Regions from separate parts of the Mus musculus genome. Here all the other regions are linked to region 2. A link is a loop called in an ENCODE intact Hi-C map of the cell type or tissue named here. Cell type or tissue: left cerebral cortex. All regions are shown on one strand. Each heading gives the region's core, and the rest is flanking DNA. Links, peaks and the distances in the headings are about the cores only. Region 1 has its middle 100 kb from the start of Gap43. Region 2 has its middle 45 kb from the start of Gm29960. Region 3 overlaps 4932412D23Rik (RIKEN cDNA 4932412D23 gene).

Region 1 (7,466 bases), core at 1,118-6,117, 160 kb before region 2:
CTTGCCCTATGTCTTTGTTGACCATGGGAATACAACCCCAACATCATGGGTATCTTCTACCCTATAGTGCTGTCATTCCATTAATTGGACAAGGCTTGCTTCAGATGACTGTTTCCTCTGAACTCCTGTTTCATTTATAATTTGTGTCACATCATTAAACACTTAACTATAAAGTGTTTTAACTGATTCTCATTAATTTGTGCATGTTAAGCTTATCTTCCCAAGTTGAAGTTGAAGGCTCATGCCTGCTCTGGGGTTTCACAATAGCTTGCAGTGCTGGCTCAGTCTATATAGTAAATGTTTTGTGGATAACTATCAATTGAATAGTTTTTGTACGTATCCCTTACCTGAGGGGCTGCTCCAAATCTAACTATATCATTTTCCCGTCATTATTCCAGGTGTTATCTTCAGCACTAATCCCTCTATATATCTTGAGTAAGAAGATATTGTGCACTAAATTTCCAAAGTCTAAGACACTCTTCTCTCACATCAGTAAAAATGTTAAAAGGAGAAAGGACTGTAGTGATTTGTTTCTAACTTGCACGCCCTGTATAACAGTGGACCTTCTGAATAATCCATGAGAAATATATTGGTTTTTTTTTTTTTAAGAGGAAAGTTGTTGGGTCCTACAGGTCAGAAGAAAATAAGAGGCTAGTGGCTGCTTACACATCCTGGGAACATCAGGACTCTGGTGGCAAACTTGGAAATTTGAATCAAGAGCTGTATTAGGATGGACACTTTTCTACTGAGGATTCTGTATGTGTAAGAAGACATCAAAGTGTGGTATGTGGAGTAGAATCAGGAAAGAACACACATACACATACATCATATAGTATGTAGAGAATGTAGTAATGTGTGTACATATAGAACCATATTTATTCATAAAGCTCTTTCTAGCTGGGGAAATTTACTGATACACTGAAGTTACTCATATCAGCTCATTCAAGCAAAATAGTCAATATTCAGGTTTCATAATTAGTTGTTATACCACTGGTAACCAGAAATCAGCCATATTGGGAATACTTACACCAGGCAAATTAGTCAATTATACAAGTCAGGGCTTTCTTTGTCTGAACTTAGTTGAGGTAGTTGCTTTCTGGAACACCATCAATGAAAAGACCTAAAAAATCCTGGGACTTCCACACAAGGTTAAAGTCTGATCAAACCTTGAAAGAACTGGGGTCCAAAAACAAGCAGTGGCTTGCCTAAGATCACATACCTGTCCTGATAACAGAGAGGCTGAAGAAACAGCCATGTTTCTGACCCTCCTTCACTGCTTTCTGGAAATGGAATCTGATTGTTCACAATGGCATCAACTTCTTTCTTCTCTTCATTTCAATGAAAGTTCCTGCTGGTAAGGCCAGATCGCTCTTTTGTGTCAGAGCCCAGCTCATAAAATGCTATTAAGTGAATTACTGATGACCTAATTCCCAGCTGCAGGACACATTCCATTAGGGGCAGGCCAGCTGCCAAGACGTGTCAGCTATGACTGGATGGCAGGGTGATTGAAGCTATCCTGCCTGGAGTGGCTGGGCTCTGAAAGTGAGTTCATAGTCGAGAGGGGCAACTCATTTCCCCAACATCATACCCACATTGTCTTCTGGGAACCCTCTTCATCAGCTTCAAAGAGAACTTTTTCGAAATACCAACACACATTACAAAAGCAACTAGAAGTAGTGTTATTCTGTGCTAAGAGTTTAAAACAGTGCAAATTCAGTCATCACTGATTGAATAATGCTGCATTTTTTTTCTTCTCTCCATGCCATGACTTCTTTTTCTTAACTTTTCTTTCTTTTTTTTTTTTTTTTTTTTTGCCAAAGCTATGCTGTCAGGTTGTCCATTTTCCTTCCATTTTCTTTACATTGTTCTTCTTCTTCTTCTTCTTTTTTTTATTTATTTGGTGTGCCTGAGGGATACTGCACACATGCCCCAGTGTACATGTCGAAGTCAGATGACTGCTCGAATAAATTGGTTCTTTCTTTCCCCTCTGTGGTAACGAGGGATCAAACTCAGGTGATCCGGTGTTTCATCAAGCACCTTTACCCACTGAGCTATCTTTCTGGCCTCAGATTTTATTTATTGTTTTTAAATTACAATGAATTCTTCAAAATAGCAAAGCACAAAAGAGTAAGAGCAGTGATAGAACCTAGTGGGGAAACCCTCCACTCAATTCCCGATTCGGCATGCACCCAAAAAATCACGAAGGACCATCTTGATGTAATTACATGAGGTCGTTTAATTATGGAGCTCCGGACCTACATGCATCCCACACAGGAGATAATGGATGTCGGCCACGAGGCTCGGAAGCTAGGGGTTTTTATGAGGTAAGGGGCTTAGGGGTGTGGAATTCAGCATAGCGACACACTATTGGCTTATTCAAACTTCAGCAAAAAAATTACATGTACGTGCAGGGTGTCAGAGTTCTGTGAGTTGTTGACTCCAGTTTAGATAGCCCTCTTATGTCTTCACATTCCTCTTTATCTTTAAGATTAAGCTGTTCCCAGGTTTGTTTTTCTTTTTTCTCAGCCCCAGGCAGCCTCTAGGCTCACAAGCAACCAGCAATTTCTGAGTACTTTATATGACTTACAGGTCTTGAAATTTCATCTTTCTTTCAACAGTACAGTTTTTTTCACTTTGCATTCATCTCACCAGAATTTATAATCCCAGCACTCAGGAGGCAGAGGCAGGCAGATTTCTGAGTTTGAGGCCAGCCTGGTCTACAAAGTGAGTTCCAGGACAACCAGAGCCACACAGAGGAACCCTGTCTTGAAAAACCAAAAAAAAAAAAAAAAAAAAAAGAGGAAATCGGTATCTACTAGGTGAGTCCCAAGTGGGCCATTTTATAGTTGATACTTTTTTTCAGAATCGGTACAAGGGTGAAGTAAACTATAACACCTTGTAAGCTAGGAAGAAACAAGACAATTATATATGTTGTGCTCAGTGGAAAGTGGGAACGTATTTACGTTCCAAGGGAACTTTGGATTCAGTCAACCATTCCGAAAGAGGAAATGACATAGTGATGTTACAAAGCAGGCCATGGTCAGAAACCTGCACCCAAGGTTGGCTTCATCTCTAGTCAACTTTAGCGTCCTTTTGGCTCTTTGTCAACTGTGAAATGAGAGAATGACTGGATGGTTACCGGGTCCCTTCTAACTCTCAAAAGTTCTATCTTAAACCCAGAAGTCAATCACTGTGCGTCATGGCCTAGCGATCACATGCTCTGCTCTCTTTCCCTTTTCCCTTCATCTTTTCTTCACTCCTTCTGCTTTAGTCTCTAACTTCCTTTTGTTTGGTACTTGTGGTCTCCATTAGTTTATATTTTGTCTTCTCTGCTTCCTCTACTAACGCTGTCAATTAGTCACCACTCACCTTATTATTGTAGTCATTTCTAGATGCCATCACGCAATATTGACAGCTAATTAGAAAAAAAATCCCTGGCACATACTATGTAAGAGCATCCAAGTTCACTGAGATGAGTGTGTGCGGGTGCCTATTTGAGATTGGGAAGCCAGAGGGGTTATGCTGTGATTTAGAACCTTGCCAGCGAGCCCTTAAGTAAACTGGAAGTCTGAGGAATCTGCAGACAGCCATATGACTAAGAATGAAAAAAAAAAAAAAAAAAAAAAAAACGATTAAAAGGAGCTGACTTGTGGTATTCTGTGCTTTTATGAGTTTTTTATCCCCAAATCGTTAATATTCAGCTGCATTGCCAAAACTCTTTGGAGATGTTTTTATTATAGGTATGTCCCTTAGCAAACAGGGCTGGAAACAAAACCTTGGTAACTAACATTTTCGTGACACAGAAACCATGACTAATTTGAGCACATATGTCTTTTCTTATTCATCTAGAAATAACTGCTCTCCTCTAATTCCTTTTCCTTTCGATATTTTCCTCCTAAATTCAAGCCAAGAAATAGCCCTTGCCTTCCACGTACCTTAACTTATTCCAAAACTTTCCTCAATTTGTGAGCAAAAACTACAAGGCTAATGCATTCAACTCCGACTGTAAATGACAGGTATTTTTTTTGAAATCGAAAAGCATCTTCAGTTGCATTGTGGGAGTCACCTCTTCATTTCTACACCATCCCTCCTCTAAAGACAAGCTCTGTCGAGCACGAATGGTTCTTTTATTTTAGTGTTGCCTTGTTCCAAGAGATCTGCAAAGTCTTCCATACGTATATACTGCTTCCTCATCTTCAACACATGCTTTACTTTATAAGAATGTTGAAATATAAATGTATATCCTTGTGCTAGAATTATAGGCTGCTGTGGGCCAACCAGTGTGAGTTCTGGGAACTCCAAGGTGCCTATGTAAATTGAGTTGCCTTTATTCTTTATCAATTTAACCTTTCCTTGGAGTTCCCATATCATTAATGACTTCTTTTTTTTGTTTGTTTGGGTTTTTTTTGTTTGGTTGTTTTTTTTTTTTTTTTTTGGTTTTTTGGTTTGTTTGTTTTTGTGTTTGTTTTTGTTTTTTGTTTGTTTGTTTGGTTGGTTTTTCGAAACAGGGTTTCTCTGTGTAGCCCTGACTGTCCTGGAACTCACTCTGTAGACCAGGCTGGCCTCGAATTCAGAAATCTGCCTGCCTCTGCCTCCCAAGTGCTGGGATTAAAAGCCCGGCTCATTAATGACTTCTACCCAGCTCCTCTGCATGCTTATGACTACTGCTGTTCCCATCCAAATATAAGGACCTTGAAGGAAAAACCACCCCTTACTCCTTAGGCACATTCAGACTGCAGCACACCTCAGAAAGTGTTTTTGAACTGACATGGTTTCATTCCCTAAAATTGGCAGACACTGATAACTTGTGATGGCTTTCTTTCTTTTCTTTTATTCAAACCCCGCCCCGCCTCTTGTGTGTGTGTGTGTGTGTGTGTGTGTGTGTGTGTGTGTGCAAGCGTCACATGACTGCAGTTATCTAGGGCAGTAAGCAATGTTCAAGTGATTATAGCAGAAAACCGAGATTCCACCAGCGCCCTGGGAATTGCAGCCAGAGATCATCTGAGCCACATGCTTAATATTTTAAACAAGAGGCATGGTCCTTTCAGAGAGGTCTTCGCTACTGATTCTCTCAAAGGATTTAGTCGCTCAGCTACATTTAACATTCACTGGGTCAGACCTTTATCCAAGATGACGTCATCTGAATCCTCATGCAATTCAATTTTAGCGTGTATTCCGCCAGAGTACCTCCCCCCATCCTGCCCCCTGTCTCTTGGTAGACAGAGACAAGGCAAATAAATAGCAGTTAATCTGAAGCGTGAAGCTTTGGAAAGCCTTTAGCCAAGGTTTGTATTTAGTTACCCTCTGGGGGGGGGAGGTGCGGAAGAAGGAAGGAGAGGGCTCAGCCCCCTCATGGCAGTAGGAACCTTTAAGAATTGACTTGGGGAGAAGAGAAAACTCTCAAGCTGCTTGGGAAGGAGCCACCCACAAGGACAGGGACTTCCAGCTGCCTAAGTAATTCAGTCCCCTACATACTGATATCAGAAAGGAGCCTTTGCAGGGTATTTCTCACATGCGCAATAAGCAGCCCTCACCACCTCCCCCACCCCCAGAGCTTCCGTTTTGATTCATCCTCAAAGTGGAAGGCGCTTGAATAACCTAGCTGAACTTTCCTGTTCCTCTGTTTGAAACCTCGAACACAGGCTGGATCAGCCTCACTATCGGCCTGCCTTACTCCCTTTTCTTAACCCTCCTCCTTCCCAGACTCTCCATCCTTTAAATACAAAAGTCCTGGTTTCCCTCCCTCCTGGAGCAGCCATTGACTTCAAACAGGGTCTCCATGGAAACCAGAAGCAGTTTCCTGCATCCTGGAGCCAGGTTCTCTCTTCTAGGTGAAGCAGGGCCTTAGGGAGCTGCAAGAAAAAAGAGGTCTCCTGATTAACGTGAATCTGATGAGGAGGGGAGAGAATTTAGGCAGAGTGGTATGAGTTAAGATAAAAGGAGCTAAGGGTTCAGATTCTCTCTCAATTTTTATTTCAGTTTAACACCGTTCAGAGGAGACCTTGGAACCAAACAAGAAATCTCAAGGTCCAGGTCTATGGCCCCTAGTCTGTCAGCATCCAACAGAGGTCTGTTAAATATGGAGATTGTTTAGGGATGACTTTACAATGAAGTCCCGACTACACTTCTCATAAAAGCAAAGCATTTTTTAAAAGCATTTAAAACGAACAAGAGAACGAAGTCTTTGCTACCGGCTACTCCATTTTCTTTTCATGTACACTCTGCATCACCCCATGCCGCAGACAGAGCTGTACATGAGAATTTAGTGCATAGCCCCCCACCCCCACCTGACCTGAAGGCATGGAGAAAACTCCTTGTACCTCCAGGACTCTGTTACCCCTTCTCCTGATTGATAGACACCTTCATTCATATCTGGCTCTCTAAGTCCAGAACGGCACCTTGACGCTCTTACTCAAACCCATCTGTCCTGAAGCATGATCCTGTCATGGTCTGCCTCTTCCGGAGGTCTCAAAGCCCTTTTCCAGAGTGAGTTCTGTCATCGACCTGAAGGTTCAGTAGAAGACTACAAACAGACCTCTGCTGGCTTCCCCAGTTTACTGTCAGTAGGTCTTGCATGGCCTTTGCTCTTCAGTCATATTTCTGGGTCCACTGAAACAGTTTGTTCTGGAACTTTGTGTCTTCTCTTCTGAAGTTCCTAGTATGTTGTGCAACTTTAGTTAGATAAAATTGTTTTGCTTTTCTCTATTGATAGAGATGTGAGTTTTCCCCTTGCAGTGGGAAAGATGTCGCTTCCTCCTCCCTTGGAGCCCTCTCCCTTGGCATACTCAAATATATTTTTGTTTGTTTGTTTGTTGGTCTCTGTCACAGCTGCAGCAAATGAACAAAAATGTATTTGCTGAAAACAATATAACTTTACTATGTTACATATCTAGAAGGGCATCAGAGGTTTCACTGGATCAGAACCAAGGCATCTGTGGTGGTTTTAGAGCATGCCGGTGTACTTTGACTCTCCGCCCTCTAGAATCCCTAACCAGCAACAGCATCACTCCAATCTCCGTTGTCCCATCTCCTTTCCTGATCTTATCCTCTTTGCCTTCTTTTAAAGATGTCTGTGTCCACGGTGTACACCTAGGTAGTGCAGATCAGCATCTCCATTTCAAACATCAATTTAATTACACCCACTACATCCCTTTGGGAATTATTCTGCCTACCACATAGTGTTTTTTTCTATCTTAAATATGGTGCCACCTCATCAACCACTTGCCTCTCTTATCACTGAGTCTGTCTTTTCCTTTGATGGACAAGTTTTTCTATGTGTTGTTTACAAGAAGTAGCCCATACTATCTCCATCTCCTCACCAGGCATTTCCTTAGCTCCCCACTAGAATTTATTTCTGTCCTCTTCACAGTGCAAAACTATCACGACAAAGTTCAATATTACCTTCAAATTGCCAATTTCAGATGACATTTACCAGTCAGCTTCTACTTCCTTGCTAGCATCCTTTG
Region 2 (7,466 bases), core at 1,078-6,077:
CTTCTCAAAAAGAAAAAAAAATACAAATGGCCAATAAATAGTTTTAAAGTGTAAAAAATCTTCTGTTATTAAAGAAATACAAATTAAAACTATGTTGAGATTCCAACCTATCCCATTCAAGATAGCCACCATCAAGAAAGCAAATGCTGGTAAGGATGTGGGGAAAGAATTCTTATGCACTCTTTGTGGGAGTATAAAATGTGCAGCCACTATGGAAATGAGTGTGGTGTTTTCTTTAAAAATAGAAATATAGTGTGATCCTACTATATCGCTTTTGTGTATATGCTTGAAAGACTACATGTTGCCACAGAGATATTTACACATTTTTGTTTATAGCTGTTCATTTTAAACAAGGTAGAAAATGGAAGCAACCTAGATGTTCATCAATTGATGGATAGATAATGTAATATATATTTGTGTGTGTGTGTGTGTGTGTGTGTGTGTGTGTGTGTCTGTGTGTGTGTGTGAATTTTATTCAACCATAAAGAAAAACATGAAATTTGCAAGAAACTGAATGGAACTGTAAAACATTGTTTGAAGCAAGGTAATCCTGACTCAGAAAGACAAATATTCTATATCATTTCTATGTGCTCATTCTAGACTATACTCTTAAATATGTATATCTGTGTAATAGTAAATATGGGTAAAACCTGGGAAACTAGAGAGGAGTCCTTGAAACTGGAGGGAAAAGAAGGAGGCTTTAAGTTCTACTTCATTCCCTACAGAAGGCCTAAGTAGAAGGAATAATGAGGGCAAATAATAAGAAAAGAAGACAGAGTGGGGAGATGGAGAGGGAATCAATCATAATAGAGTATTATGGAAAGCCATGTAGAAACCTGTTGCTCTGTAAGCTAATTTTAAAAATAAAACATTTAAATAAAAAAATAAAAGAATAGAAATTGTAACCTTCAAGTTTGGGTAAACACCAACTCAATGGAAAAAACTATTAAAGTAGGAAGAAGCTGAATGTAGAACAATGCTAACTTGGAATATTTTTGAATGTCTAGTTTATGATGCCTGCAAGATATTTCTATATACCCCATAATTAGGTAGCAGAGAATGACTGACATTTGTAGGTCAGTAATGTATGAGCTCAGAAAGAATATACAAACCAAAAACCATGAGGTGAAGACAGAATCCTTGAAGGAAGTTTCTGACATTCAAAGAGGGAACAGCAACTATAAAGGGGCCAGAGAAGCAATATTTGATGTTTTCACAAAAATAAGCTATGGTCTAAGGGGGGAGTGAGTACCTCTATGAAATGCAGTAGAGATGTGTAATAAGATGCAGGGACTGAACAGCCATTGTGGGTCATGATCTGAGGTCATTGGTTGTAGTATCAAGGGGCCTTTCATAGGAGCTGAAGTTCTGGCAGGTAGGTGAGCTGTAAGCCAAACTGACCTATGAATAAGGACATAGTTCAGTGCATCTCAAACTTTAGTTTGCCTGAGAAACCCCTGGAATCTGGTGAAAATGTAGGTTGTGCAGAAAGGGCTGAAGAATCTGTGTTAGGGACTCCTTGCTGCTAGTCTGCAAAACACAGTCTTGGCGTTAGGGTTGTAGATCTCGATTGGCACACATCAGAGTCAATGATTCCTAAACCACTTTCATAGACCCCTGCACTCAGATTGTCTGATTCAACACATCTGGAGTGGAACCTGGGGAGGTCCATTTCTAAACAGTCCCCAAGAGATGCTCTCAAGGGGAAACCACATACTTGTTTAGATAATGGATCAAAGAGAAACTGGGCCAGAGCTAAAGAGATATCAAAAAAAGAGGAGACATTTGTTGATATTTCTACCTCGGTTCTATTGGCAATACCAGAGTCAGCACGTTCACACCCTCATCGGGCAGTGTGCAAATATCTACTCTAATCTGATCTGGTATGTATTCTCAAGATTTCTCCCTCCATATTTTCTACAGATTAGCCTACATCATAGACAAACTGGAATAGTTATTGAGCCAACCATCTGTATCTAGTTTCACAGTCTGTGAGCAAAATCAATAGTAATACAAAGAAATCAACATAGCCTGATATTTCTAGCCAGGATGGTCTTCTTCAGTGTAAAGGGATGTGTTCCCCTTAGAAACATCAGCCTACTCCACTCAATAATATCTTGTTTGTTTTCTATGTCTAAATTATTGGATTACCTACTGATTACCAGATGTGGCTAATTATTCTGCACATATTTTCAAATCCTTTTAAAGAGTAGCTTTAAAAGTTGCTCTTCTCATGGCTCTCTTAACAAAGACCTCCTGCAGCTGAGGCAAATGATAGAGCATCTGCCCATCACCGACCCGCAATTTAACCAGAAGAGTTACTTAGGGGAGCAGTTATATAACTGAGTTGCAGGGTAAAATTCAGGGAAGATACGGGATGTAGCATCATAAGAGAAGGAGGAAGCCCACAGCTCCTAGAGCACATCAAATTGATGCCTTCAGTTTGAATATGTTTTCAAATTGAATATATCCCATTTAACAGTAATGAGATTCAGTTGAAGGTTAGCACTATTATCCTATTTCTGGACAGAACTGCCTTGGGAAGATGGCAAGTATTACCCTTGCACAAAGCTTTGTTTCTTTCTTGGGATAAGACTACCTTGGCCAAAAAAGCAGCGTATGAATATTAAAAACAAAAACAAAAAAACAACAGTGTAATGTAGTCCTTCCATCATTCCTTCCTTCTCCAGGAAGGACTGTTCTGTGTTTTCACTTGCCAAGTGAAAAGAAACTGGACAATTTCAGCTTCTTCTATAAGCTCTCCTCATCTTCAATGAACAAAATAGTTATGTTTCAAAAATCACACACAAAGAGTTTGCCCTGCCTCTCCCATTAAGCACTCATCTTCCAAGTTCCTATACTTTTGAATATCCTGGGGGAAAAATGGAAATTCCTAAGCTAGACTGGGAAACTAAAAGATGTTGTGCTCACTGAGACACTGCCCACATTAACAAGACAGTTGGCAATCACCTTGCATCTTGTTCAAAGCCTGGTATCTCTCCAGGCCTCCAGCCTGTCCCCTCCAGCTTGCTCTCTGATCAGTGAGATCCTCTGTGTCTTTGTGGAAAGGTCATGAAGTCCTAACAGCTGCAAAACATATCGAAGGCGGATTAACTAGCTTGATTTCCTCCTACTCCGTGAAACACATGCCTCAGAATGAGAATCTCAGATCGGTGCCTCAGACTGTCATCCTAGACAAGCAGAAATGCAGACACCTCTGTAACCTCTCTTGGCTGTCAATATCATTGTCTCAAAGCCTCTGGGGAGAATAAATAAACAATGTCAAAGTGGTCAACATTCCCAAATGGAAATATTTCATCTTGGGCATAATTCTAAAGACAATTGCAAAGACTGCAATCTATTTCATGGCACAGTGTCTCTTAATAGTTAGAGTACAACTGAGAAACACATAGAAAGAGATGGAAGCAGACCAGAAAGCAGTAGTGGAGCTTACTGATGAAGGGGTTTGCAACCCCATAGGAGGAACAACAATATGAACCAACCAGTACCCCCCAGAGTTCACTGGGACTAAATCACCAACCAAAGAGTACACATGGAGGGCCCCATGGCTCCAGCCGCATATGTAGCAGATGCTTTGTCAAACATCAATGTTAGGAGAGGCCCTTGGTCCTGTGAAGGCTCTGTGCCCCAGTCTAGGAGAATGCCAGGACAGGGAAGCAAGAGTGGATGGGTTGGGGAGTAGGGCGATGGGAGAAGGGATAGAGGGTTTTCTGAGGGGAAATGAGGAAACATTGAAATGTAAATAAAGAAAAATTTAATAAATTGAGACAGAGAGAATGAGAGAGACAGAGAGACAGAGACAGAGAGAGAGAGAGAGACAGAGAGAGAGAGAGAGAGAGAGAGAGAGAGAGAGAGAGAGAGCCTGTAACATAAGCCATAAGCTGGCTCCCAGTCATTTGGACAAGTTCACGAGCAAGGTTGACTCTGGCATTTGATGCACAGTGTAGACAAGAGGCATTTTGGAGCTTCCGAGTGTTTGTGTGTGCCTAAATAGAAACACGGATCACTAGTGCAAGCAAGAACTTCCTCCACAGAATGAAACTGCAAATAACCCAGCCCCCCCCCCCGGCTGCCAAGAAAAGCTTATTTTAGAAAGACTAAGTCGGAACAGGCTGCCTGGCCAGTCCAGGAGAAACACAAGGTGCTCTTCCCACACACCGGGCACACATTAACATGTCTACTCAGTTTCTCAACTGTGAACAGCTGCAAACAGACAATAGTGGGAAACTGTCAGAGAGAAGGGAGAGAAGTACCAAGAAAGTCTGCTAATTAAGCAAAAGATGGAGGAAGATGATTTCTCTATAGAGAAATGCAACTCTTGGACAGAAGAAATGGTTTCATAATGTAGTTCTGAAAAAAAAAATGACTCAAGGAAAAGAAACCATAGCAAAAAAAAAAAAAAAAAAAAAAAAAAAAAAAAGACAAACAAAAAAAAGTAATATTGTCATTACAAAGTTTCCCAAGCAATGATTGAACACTTTCTGAATACAGTGCTGAAACTGCAAGGCAAGTAGGACTGTAGCCGGACAGCTCCTATCCTTGACAACAGGCATTTAGTTCATGAGGACAAACTACTTATACCAATTGCTGTGCAAAATCTCAACCTGTAGTCACTTCAAAAATGGAATGCGTGGGGTTCAGAACTATCGCCTCGCACAGCACACAGCTAGGTTACTTACAAGATGACAACATAAGGTGATTTTGGAATGAAAGTGATGGAGCTTTACAGGTAGAAAGAACCTATTGTCTGGATTGTCTGATTGCCTGCTTTCGCTTTCTATTCCCTAAAATCCATCAGCTCAAGAAACCGCTCTTGAATGGCACAATGTGTCACTGACTCAGCAGGGAGTGGAGAGAGTCCCTGTCTCAGGTAACAATAGAGGAATATTCATGGATGGAAGTTTAGAAACAGCCAAACAAGCCCAGATATAAAGGCCAATTCAAAGCAAGAGGAGTTCTCAGAACTCTGAGGACATGAGAAAAAAAATGTTGCTTATGGGAATGAGAGTATCAATATGGAATTAAAACTCGAGTACATTGAGAAATGGAGATTGCAAATAATAAACGTGCAACAGCAGTCCCATGTTAAAGAAACAGCTGAGATACAAACAATAGATAAGTTTGCCATAAGGCAGAGAAATAGAAACTTGCAAAGAGTTCAAAGTTAGCCAATGACTTAACCGCCATCCAGTGTGGACACTTCCTTCATAGAAGCTCTCACATAGACAGTGTAAAGGTGGGCCCTGTGAGTTCATCCATATCCATGCATCTCTCATTAACACAGTTTTGGGTTGGGCCAGGTGCAGCACGTTTCTACAGATAAAAATCTCAGCAAAAGGCACGGCCAGTTCACAGAAGACAGCCAGCCACTGCTATGCACCCTCTCCCTGGCCAAGATCATGGGTTCCTTCTCTGGGAGTGTCATCTTAGGGCCACTGTTTCTGAGTAGACCAGGGTGACTTGAGATAAAGGAACCATGGCAACCATGGGAAATATTCTGACGTGCAGAGACTAAGACTCACACTTTTGAGGACTGAGTCCCTTCTTTAGGTAAACTCTGGCACATTTTACCCCATAGCTACCTACTCTTTGATCTCTGCTCATGGTCTTTGGAAACAGACTATGGTCCAGTCCATATGAATGGACATCCAGGAGCTTCAGTTGAGAAGAACAACATTGTGTTGGGCCACTGGAGCCCATAACTAATTCCAGCCTGCTAAGGAAATCAAGGTTATGATGAAAAACATCCTAGTTTCAAACATTCTCAAGACTAGCTCAGCAAAGGACTTTCTTAACACACACATGTACATAAATTTTAATCGTTTGAGATGAACCACCCCTGGAACTGCAGCTTACTATTCCTTTGTTGCTTTTAATCTTCGTGCTGAGTTTGCCTTCTAACACACTCAGGGAGTGCATCCAAGTAGGAGCCTTGAAGAGGGGGCTGCCAGTGGGATAGAGATGCACAGACGCCACTAATAAATCACTCATAGTTAAGATATAGATTGGATGATGGGCAGCAGATGGGAAGAGGGTAAGTCAAATTGCTTTTCTCATATAGATTATTGGATTAACAAGGAAGCAGCAGACAAATGGCAAACTAGTGTAACAAATCACTATCATAAAAAAATGATCTTATCCCAGGATTGCAATCATTTTCTGTTGGCCATTAGCTCTCGGGAGACCTGCTTGAAGTGGGGGCATATCCCTCTGAGATGGTAAGACAGAGAACACTCGCTATGTTCCCAGCTATCTCCTCTGCTATGGTGCTATGGGACCTAAGCACGTCTTGAGAGGTGTGGGGGATGGGATAAAGGCAACCGTAGACAGTAAGTAACTAAGCAATGTGGTTATTAACAAGCACATGTCTATCCCTATTCTGGTAATAATGTTGATTGTAACCAAGAATACCTTGAAGCCAATTTTTTTTTATTTTGACTTTTTTTAAACACCCAAAAGGACAGAATAGTAATAACACCAGCACATGCTACTATTTACTTAGATTCAGTAGTTGATTTTGTCTGATTCATTTCCCTTTATTCCCCAACTTTATTTTGAACTATTAAATGACAAACAGAATCCTTTATTCCTAAATATTATGTTGTAGTTTTCATGAGAACAGGGTTGTTATATTTTTTTCACAGAATGTATCATTTTCAGAAAATTATAACTGATGTATATTGTTCTATGACTTTTTTATTAATTTACCAAGTTGTCCCAATAATGTCTTCTGATAACTTTTTTGAAAATCTGAGGACCAGCCAAGAAGTCAGCATGTTTACTTGCTCTGTCTCTTTAGCAACATTTTAGCAGTGTCTTAGCTGTCTTTGTCTTTTTTTAAAAGAATACTTGTTTTACCAAATACTTGTCAGTTTGGATTTATTTCATCACTTCATTGTGACTAGAATATGATTAAACATTTTCAGTGAGACATTATGTCCATCCTTGTATATCAGGTAGCGTGTGTTACTCCTTTGTCAAATGTGGTGATTGGAAATCTAATCAAGGGGCTCAAGTAATGCTGCCTGGTTCCTCTACTGCTATAGCCTTTCTCTAAATTATATATATATATATATATATATATATATATATATATATATATTTTGAAAATAGATAATTCTAAAGACTTTTCTGTGCAGTGCTGAGGCTGAATCTGGGCCTAGTACATGCTAAGCAAACACTATAAAAATGATGTGTCCTAGCCTAGGACCAATATTTTATTCAATAGTTTTAGCATGCTTTGATGATTTATTTGAATCAATTATTGTAATTTTGATCAACAGACCTAGAAAATTATAATTTTCCATTATTTCTGCTTTTATGATTCTCTGTAGAGATGAATATATCTTTCTTCTCTCCATTCATCTCCAGTATTGTTGGTACCGTTATGAGCATGCATTTTGAACAATACACGGCTTATAATTCATTCTCCCAGTTGGTTTTGA
Region 3 (7,466 bases), core at 1,020-6,019, 140 kb after region 2:
AATAAGTAGCTAGGCTCTGCTACAAGGGGAAGACGAAAGTCTGAGAAGAGTTTTACAGCGATAGTGATCCCAAGATTACTATGATCACACCTCTTCCAACACGTGGAGAAGCCCTTCTCGTGTATTCTAGAAGATTCTAAGAGCCACTTCAAAAATAGCCATGCAATAGATCTTCATTATCAACGACCACCAGGAAACAGCACTGTTAACTATTGCACGAATCTCAGCCTTACCATATCCAAAATAGTGATCAGAGACATAACACACGGAGAAAATCTTTACCAAGTAGGTCTCAAAGCATAAGAAGTGAAATGTAATTCTTTTCCTACCCATCTCAACATCTGCTTCCTAAACTTAGGATTCTTTCTAGGAACATGCTAGCTTAATTTATCTCCCTTACAAATTGATTTAGTACCTTATAATAACCTGGAATTCATTATATCATTATATATATATATATATTTCTTAAAAAGCCACCCATCTTATTTCCTCACAAGCATCTGTATTGTGCAAGTAACATCCTACAGATCTGTAATGCAGCATTTGGTGCTGTTCGACCTATACCAATCACAGCCAATGCCCATTGATTCCAGTATGCTTCACGATCTGTCCCGCATATGCCATTTTCTAAACATGCACAGTAAGAGGGAGAATAACTGGCATTTTAAGTATCAAGTGCAGGGTAACAACAAGCATTGTCCCTGGTTTGCTTGTGTTGTGACTGACTCAAGAAATAGATAAGCTAATATTCCACAAAATGTCAAGACACACTGGGATCATTTTGAAGAGACACAATCATAATTCAGCTCACTATACCTCCTGAATTGCTATTACACACTAATCCGACTGGAGGGCATTTTGACTGCTTTGATGTACAGTCTTTACTGGCTCAATTGTCCCATCTCAAATGTTCTAATGAAACGTTCTCTGCGAAGAAGAGATTTTGGAAACTGTACCTTAACACCAGAAGATATTGTTGGATTCAGTATCTATTCACTCTTCAAACCAACTGACAAATAACCAATGACATAAAGTAGATAGTAGCCTGCATATTGGCACCCATGCATAAATGTACAGGCTCTTTATATTATTTATCTAAGAAGTAATTGTTGAGCATTGACTGTGCCCACTTCCTCCCCCTTCCATCTAAGCAGCAGAATCGGTTAGGGACCTGCAATGCTATCCTCATTTAGCAACAGCAGAGCAGTGTCAGCAGCTCTATTCTGTGCTCTTTTGTTCAGCTTCTCTTTATTTCAGTGGTGTCTGCACAGCTCACCTGATGTCACTGGGAGAGAAAAAGAGACTAGCAAAACCCTTTGAATCGTTCTCATAGCTGGATTTATGTAATAGAAAACCTCATGATCCTGAGAACGTGTATTTTCATACATTACGATGTCAAAGTACTCTACTGCATAGCAAGCTGGGTAGACTGGAATATAAAGTGCTTCCGGTGGGAAGTGAGGAGACAGACAGAAGAATGTTTTCCTGTTCTCAGAAAAGCTAGTCAGATAGCTCTGTTTGAAAGGCAGCGTGTGTCAGTGTGAAGTAATCCTGCCCTCTCTCTTCCTCCCTGGCTTCTCCAGGGAAATGAGTCACACCTGGTCGCTGCCCTTCGGAGGGTGTTTGATGTTCTAAATTCTCATCAGCCCTGCACAGCTAGGATGATGTCAGCACAGTTGACATTGTTAGATCCCTGCTCTGCTTACATCAATTCCCTGTCGCTCGGGTGTCAGATCAGTGTGAAGAATGGAAGGGGGGAATCATCTTCTTAGCAACGAATCCCACTGAATCCCATGTCTCTAGGATCCTGAAAAGACATCTGGCACTTTGCTTTGGGGATTTCCTGTGCATGCCAGAATTTTAGTTAGATTAAAATACAGCCGCAGTGAGTCAAAAAGAAACCTCCCATCTTCTTCCACCAGAATGTATATGCTTTTACAGTACTTCACTTCCAAATGTTTATCACCAAAGTACACTATTTATTCACGTACCCCTGAATTCCTCTAGGATATACTTTCTTGGCTTGATAATCTTACTTCTGCTTAAAGCCAGAAAAGTCAAAAGGGGGCCATCTTTCCACCCTTCAGTAGTCAAACGCCATAGATAGGTATAAGTATATAAAATACACAATCACCTTACAAAAGAAAGAAAGAAAGAAAGAAAGAAAGAAAGAAAGAAGGAAGGAAGGAAGGAAGGAAGGAAGGAAGGAAGGAAGGAAGGAAAGAAAGAAAGAAAGAAAGAAAGAAAGAAAGAAAGAAAGAAAGAAAGAAAGAAAGAAAGATGGCCATGCTAATAAGAACAGGATCCAGATAGAGTACAGAATCATTTCCTGGATGCACTCAGAAGACTAGAATCATTAAATACGAAGCGTAACAACAGCACAATAAACTCAGACAGCTGCAGCCTTCAGATTCATCTATGTATTGATTATCCAGGGGAAGGCAGAGAGACCTTAGGAAAAGGATCTAAAAGGTTACTTTGGAAAATGTTACAGTGCAACAGCCAATAGAACCCTGCCCCTCATGCCAATAGCTGTCAGAAACCCCAACAATGAAGATTTAACGTCTACTCTTCCAGAACAACGTCTCAGAATTATTCTATCTCAGCTCTTTATGCAAACGCTTTTCGTTGCTTTCTAGCTCTCTTTGTGCTCAACCACTTATTCATCTTAGAACCATTTCTGGCTACAGCATCTTCCTCTGGGATAGTTAGAGTCAAGTGACCGAGGTGGGTAAGTGAGTGGACACCAAAATGCTGTGTGATAAGCATTCTCATTAGAAATAGCCTTAGGGTTCAGAGAGGATAAGAAACAAAGGGGAAGGCAAACCCAGGCTCTGGAACAGGAAGAAGTCCTCAGAATGGCATGCTGAGTATTCACCATTTGGTTTTGTTTTTATAATTGCAATTCAAATGATAATTTTAAATCCTGATACTTGGTCCATAGAATGCAAGTATACATTTTTAGCAAATAGTTCCATTGTAGTCCAGAGGGTTCATTTGTCTGCCAACTTGCCCAAGTTACCCAGAGTAGGTATATCCCCAACACAGGGAGAAACAGACACTTCTTTAGACCTCCATAGTAGGAACAATCAAATGAGTTCAGAGGGGGATTTTGTGTTCAAATCCTAAAACCCTAGGCTAGTACCTAGGACACACATAAAATACCGCGTTGCTTGCCTTTCTCCCAGCAGATTCTCTTTCATGTTGTATTCTGTTGACTTACTGCTCCCTCACCAACAAAAAAACCAGAGCCTGGATTGAGTAGTAGCAGCTCAACAGTAAATAGTTTGCCTCACACTCAGGGACCCTGCATATGGTCCTCAGTACTACACACACACACACACACACGAACCCCTCTAAAAATACACTTCAATATTTTTAGTTGTTGTTTGCTCTACAGAACATCCTAGATGTCCTTGTACTATGACCTAACACCCAGGTGTCTACAACACACTTTCAGACCAGCCATGGTGGTGCAGGCCTTTCCTGCCAACACTCATAAGACAGAGGCTGGTAAGTATCTGTGAACTAGAAGCAGCCTGTCTACATAGTGAGCTCCAAGCCAGCCAGAGCTCCAGGTATTCAAACAAAAAACTAAGAAGAAGAAAAAAATACTAGTTTTTGTTGAATGAGTATTTTATTTCTTTATATCTCCTGCTTTTAATGCCTACTTTATCTCTGTGGTTTTAGAACATTGTTTCATAACCCTTTTCATATACATAAAAAATAATCACTTTGGAAAGCACCCTGGAATGACTGAGAGGGTCTATTCCAGTCTATGGGTGCCCCCTCATTCCCAAGACCCAGCGTTCATACATCCAGATCTTAGGTCAGCAAAAACAAGGCCCACTACTTGGGAGCTCTTGTTTCTGTCAATTGAAAGGGAAGAGGCACTTTCTTCCACTCTGCATTTTGTAGCTCATCTTTCCTACTCAGCATGTCCTACTGTTTTTCTTTTAACTTTTGGGTTTTTTTTTTTTAATCCTTTCTGGAACACTTACAGGTTGCTTATGGGAATGTAAAGTGGAACAGATGCTCTGGATAGAAGCACAGGGCTCCTCCAAAAACTGAACGCAGAGTTACATAATCCTTCCATCCCGTTTCCGCTTATATATGCAAAAGAATTGGAAAGAAGGGACTCCAGCAGGTGGTATGCACCCGTGTTCATTTTAGCAGTTGTGCACAATAGCTAGAAGATGGAAGCCATCCAAATGGATAAATAAATCATGGCACGTACATACAACAGTCTTTTATTCAACCTTGCAAATGATTTTGATAAATACAACACTATAGGTAAAACTAAAGGAAATGGTGCTAAGTGAAATGAGCTAATTACCAAAAAAATGAATCTTGTATGAGTCTGCTTTGTATGATATATCTAGATAGTCAAATACATAGTGGGAAAAGTAGATTGAGGTATCCCCAGGGCTGGACAGATGGAGCAATGTCAAGGCTCTAAATGTCAAATCTGTAATCTTAAAATTAGCTAAAATAGTAGGTCTTAAATTATGTTTATGTCACTATAATTTTAAGTGTATCCTTTCAAATTGTATTGAAAACATTTAAGATTATAATCCTTATTCCTATAACTATTTGGGGGATGATTAATGAAAAGCTTGAACACATGCTGATTTGCCCAGACTTTTGAAAAGACAGAGTAGAGACCTGTCAATTAACACTCATTAGTCTCAATCCAATCCCAGGATATCATTGCCACCTGCCGTATCTGTTGTTTGAATGGGTGCCCAACATTCCAACCATCCAGAGGCTTCCAAGTCATTTCAGAATGGACCTCGGTTTGACTTTGTTGTCATAAGCACAGTCTCATACCTTTTCCATTCTCACCCTAGCCTTAAATTTTTAATAAAATGTGATTGATTAGCATTTAAATGCAAACACAAAACCTTTATCGACCTGCACTTACATTGATCAATGCTTCTAAGAAATGCAAAGCTCTTCAAGTCCCTTGAAGATAGAGCATCATTTTGGACTGGCAGGCTTTCAGGGTGTGCCTAGCATTAGATTAACACATTTCATAAGATGTGTCCCAACAGCATATCACAGTCCTAACATGACTCCATGACCTGTTCTTCTGCTGACTTCACACCTCGCATTTCTAAGGTAAAATTATACATTGTTTTTCTCTCACTCAGATACCCTGCTGTCTTTCTCACCTTCATTTTAGATGCTTAATTTAGAGTCTCCCATCTCATTCTTAGGCAGGAAAATCCAACTGAGGTTAAAGAGACAGTCTTTTGGAAAATGAACATCAGCCAGAAACTGCTACACACACTCACACACACACACACACACACACACACACACACACACAAATGGTCATTTTGCTGCCACTGAAAACTAGCTAATGAAGCTAAGAAAAACAGTTAGAACCATGATTATTCCAGACCTGAAAAGAAGGCTTGGTTAGCATTTTGACCTTTGAAAACACAAGATGTAATTATGATAAGAGCAATTTTGAACTCTTACTTAGATTTCTCCTCACTGAAGATTAATCCATATCTAATTTCCTGATACACAGTAGGCCTTCAGTTCCATTCCACAGAACCCTTGTCTTCTGAATCAGCAAACAATGCCAGTGGCTTGGCAGTGAGCTGCTTAGTCGAGGGAAATGCAGGAAATAAAGGCTAATGATGTTGCTTTGCATATCACTGAGACAGGGCCCTGAGGAGTTATGAAAAAGCCTCTGGAATTATCAATGTCTACGCTGAGTAATAGCAATAACTTGGGCAGGAAAGGGCAAATTTGGGTTTTTGTCTTAAGGAAATGGGAAGCTATGAAACTGTCTGAGGCAAGGAATGGGTAACACAAAATTTGTGTCTAGAGGCAGCAACAGTTTGGGGGTGAGATCAGGCTCATTACATAGTTTTTTGTTTTCAAATATAAAATCTTGGGTTAAGTCTTGGACAATAAAATCTTGGTCACTGGGGCTGGGGAGATGGCTTAGTCTGCATAGTGCTTGCCACACATGTACAAGGATCAGAGTTGGATCCCCAACACGCACATAAAAATCCAGGCACAGTGAGATAGATAGATAGATAGATAGATAGATAGATAGATAGATAGATAGATAGATAGATAGATAGAGAGAGAGAGATGGAGGGAGAGAGAGAGAGAGAGAGAGAGAGAGAGAGAGAGAGAGAGAGATTCTAGTCCTAATGAGGCTGAGTCATGAGCCTCCCTGGGGTTTTGGTGGCCAGTCAGTCTAGCAGAACCTTTGATATAAAGTTGTACTCTAGACCTTGTCAGTATTAACTTCTTTATTGTGCTAGTTGCCCTCCAGGCTCCGCTGTCCAGTATCCTTATTAGTAATTCCCCCATACATTGTTGCTCCACTGAACTTTCGTAAATGAACATTTGACCATGTCCCTCACCCCTTTGAATCCCGTGACAATGGAAACAATTTCAACTTAACTCCTTCATATAGTCCCTTTGGCCTTTGACCTCTTGGCCAAGCTGTCCTTTTAGCATCATCTCCCGTCATACCCAACTGTTGGCATGGCAGCTCTGGTCAGCATCTTTGATTGGTTAACTCTTAATCAAAATGTCAAACTGCTTTCAATGCCATTCTCCATGAAACAACAGGTCAGCTTCTTACCCTGTTTTCTGCTACTACTTGATGTATGTCTCGCTATAACTTAGCACTTTGGATTCGATCATTCATTTACACACCATCTTCCTTCTCTCTAAGACCAGGACTTAATTCTGTTCTCACTGACCTCAAGATGAGTCTTGTACATTTAAAAACTTAACTTGAATTAAAAACTTCCATGTGTTGTTATGGGAAATGTAGGAAAAATGAATCTATAAAACATCAAAGGAGTTCACAACTCCCAAAAGGTTAAAGGTCATTATCACCCGAGGCTGTGCATTCCTTCCTACCCTAAGCATAGAACATATTTTGCTCATCATTGTATAACCAGTTTATTGAAGAGTCTGATCTCTGTGGGGGCATAAACATGAAACAGTTTATTTTTCTCTAATCCTTACTTTGAACTATGTTCTGTCAAATCTGCCTCTACGGCTCTTTAATGACATCTCAGACAGAGCTCATAACTTGCCGTTCCCTTTCAGTTATTAAAATAGACCAGTTCACATTTTTGGCTCCTAATTCAAACAAGTCAGTTCTAAAAGGCCACTTTTTAAACAACCAGGAATTAAAACATGGACAAATATTAAGACTATCATGAAGTCGGTGTTAGGATTATTTGATATGATAAAAATGGTTATATCTTTTTTTCTTAATGCTAAAACATGTACAGACACACACTGAAATGTTTTTGAATAAAAAAAAACTATATGATGACTGGAGCTTGACTCACAGATAATATTTTAAAGAAAACATAGGAGCAAGAGATTAAGGAAGGTTAACAAGGTACTGATACTTATTGAAGCTGGAACACGGTTTATGGATAGTGAATAAGGTATTGTCTATTTGTATGTATATT

Evidence for each region. A loop is a pair of places that touch in the nucleus more often than their neighbours do. Peaks named below come from ENCODE experiments on the same cell type or tissue, not always from the same donor. Only the 100,000 strongest peaks of a DNase experiment are listed, where the experiment ranks them.
Region 1: it touches region 2 in a loop (4-fold over the local background); 2 of 42 quality-filtered maps call a loop at or near these places.
Region 3: a loop joins it to region 2, with 10 times the contacts of the local background. A loop is called at or near these places in 4 of 42 quality-filtered maps.

What each region holds. Positions count from the first base shown.
Region 1 is chr16:42,439,563-42,447,028 of GRCm38, forward strand. No RefSeq gene overlaps it. Among named protein-coding and RNA genes, the nearest start is that of Gap43, 100 kb to the left of the region's middle. In left cerebral cortex, for the core only: no CTCF peak of the experiment used is centred there; DNase peaks (open chromatin) are centred at 3,582, 3,834, 4,109, 4,190 and 4 more places; H3K4me3 peaks cover 775 bases; H3K27ac peaks cover 1,593 bases.
Region 2 is chr16:42,604,364-42,611,829 of GRCm38, forward strand. No RefSeq gene overlaps it. Among named protein-coding and RNA genes, the nearest start is that of Gm29960, 45 kb to the right of the region's middle. In left cerebral cortex, for the core only: no CTCF peak of the experiment used is centred there; DNase peaks (open chromatin) are centred at 3,022, 3,109, 3,609, 4,182 and 1 more place.
Region 3 is chr16:42,744,801-42,752,266 of GRCm38, forward strand. The region is part of intron 1 of 4932412D23Rik (RIKEN cDNA 4932412D23 gene); the gene reads right to left. Among named protein-coding and RNA genes, the nearest start is that of Gm29960, 96 kb to the left of the region's middle. In left cerebral cortex, for the core only: no CTCF peak of the experiment used is centred there; DNase peaks (open chromatin) are centred at 1,662, 3,548 and 4,065; H3K27ac peaks cover 3,168 bases.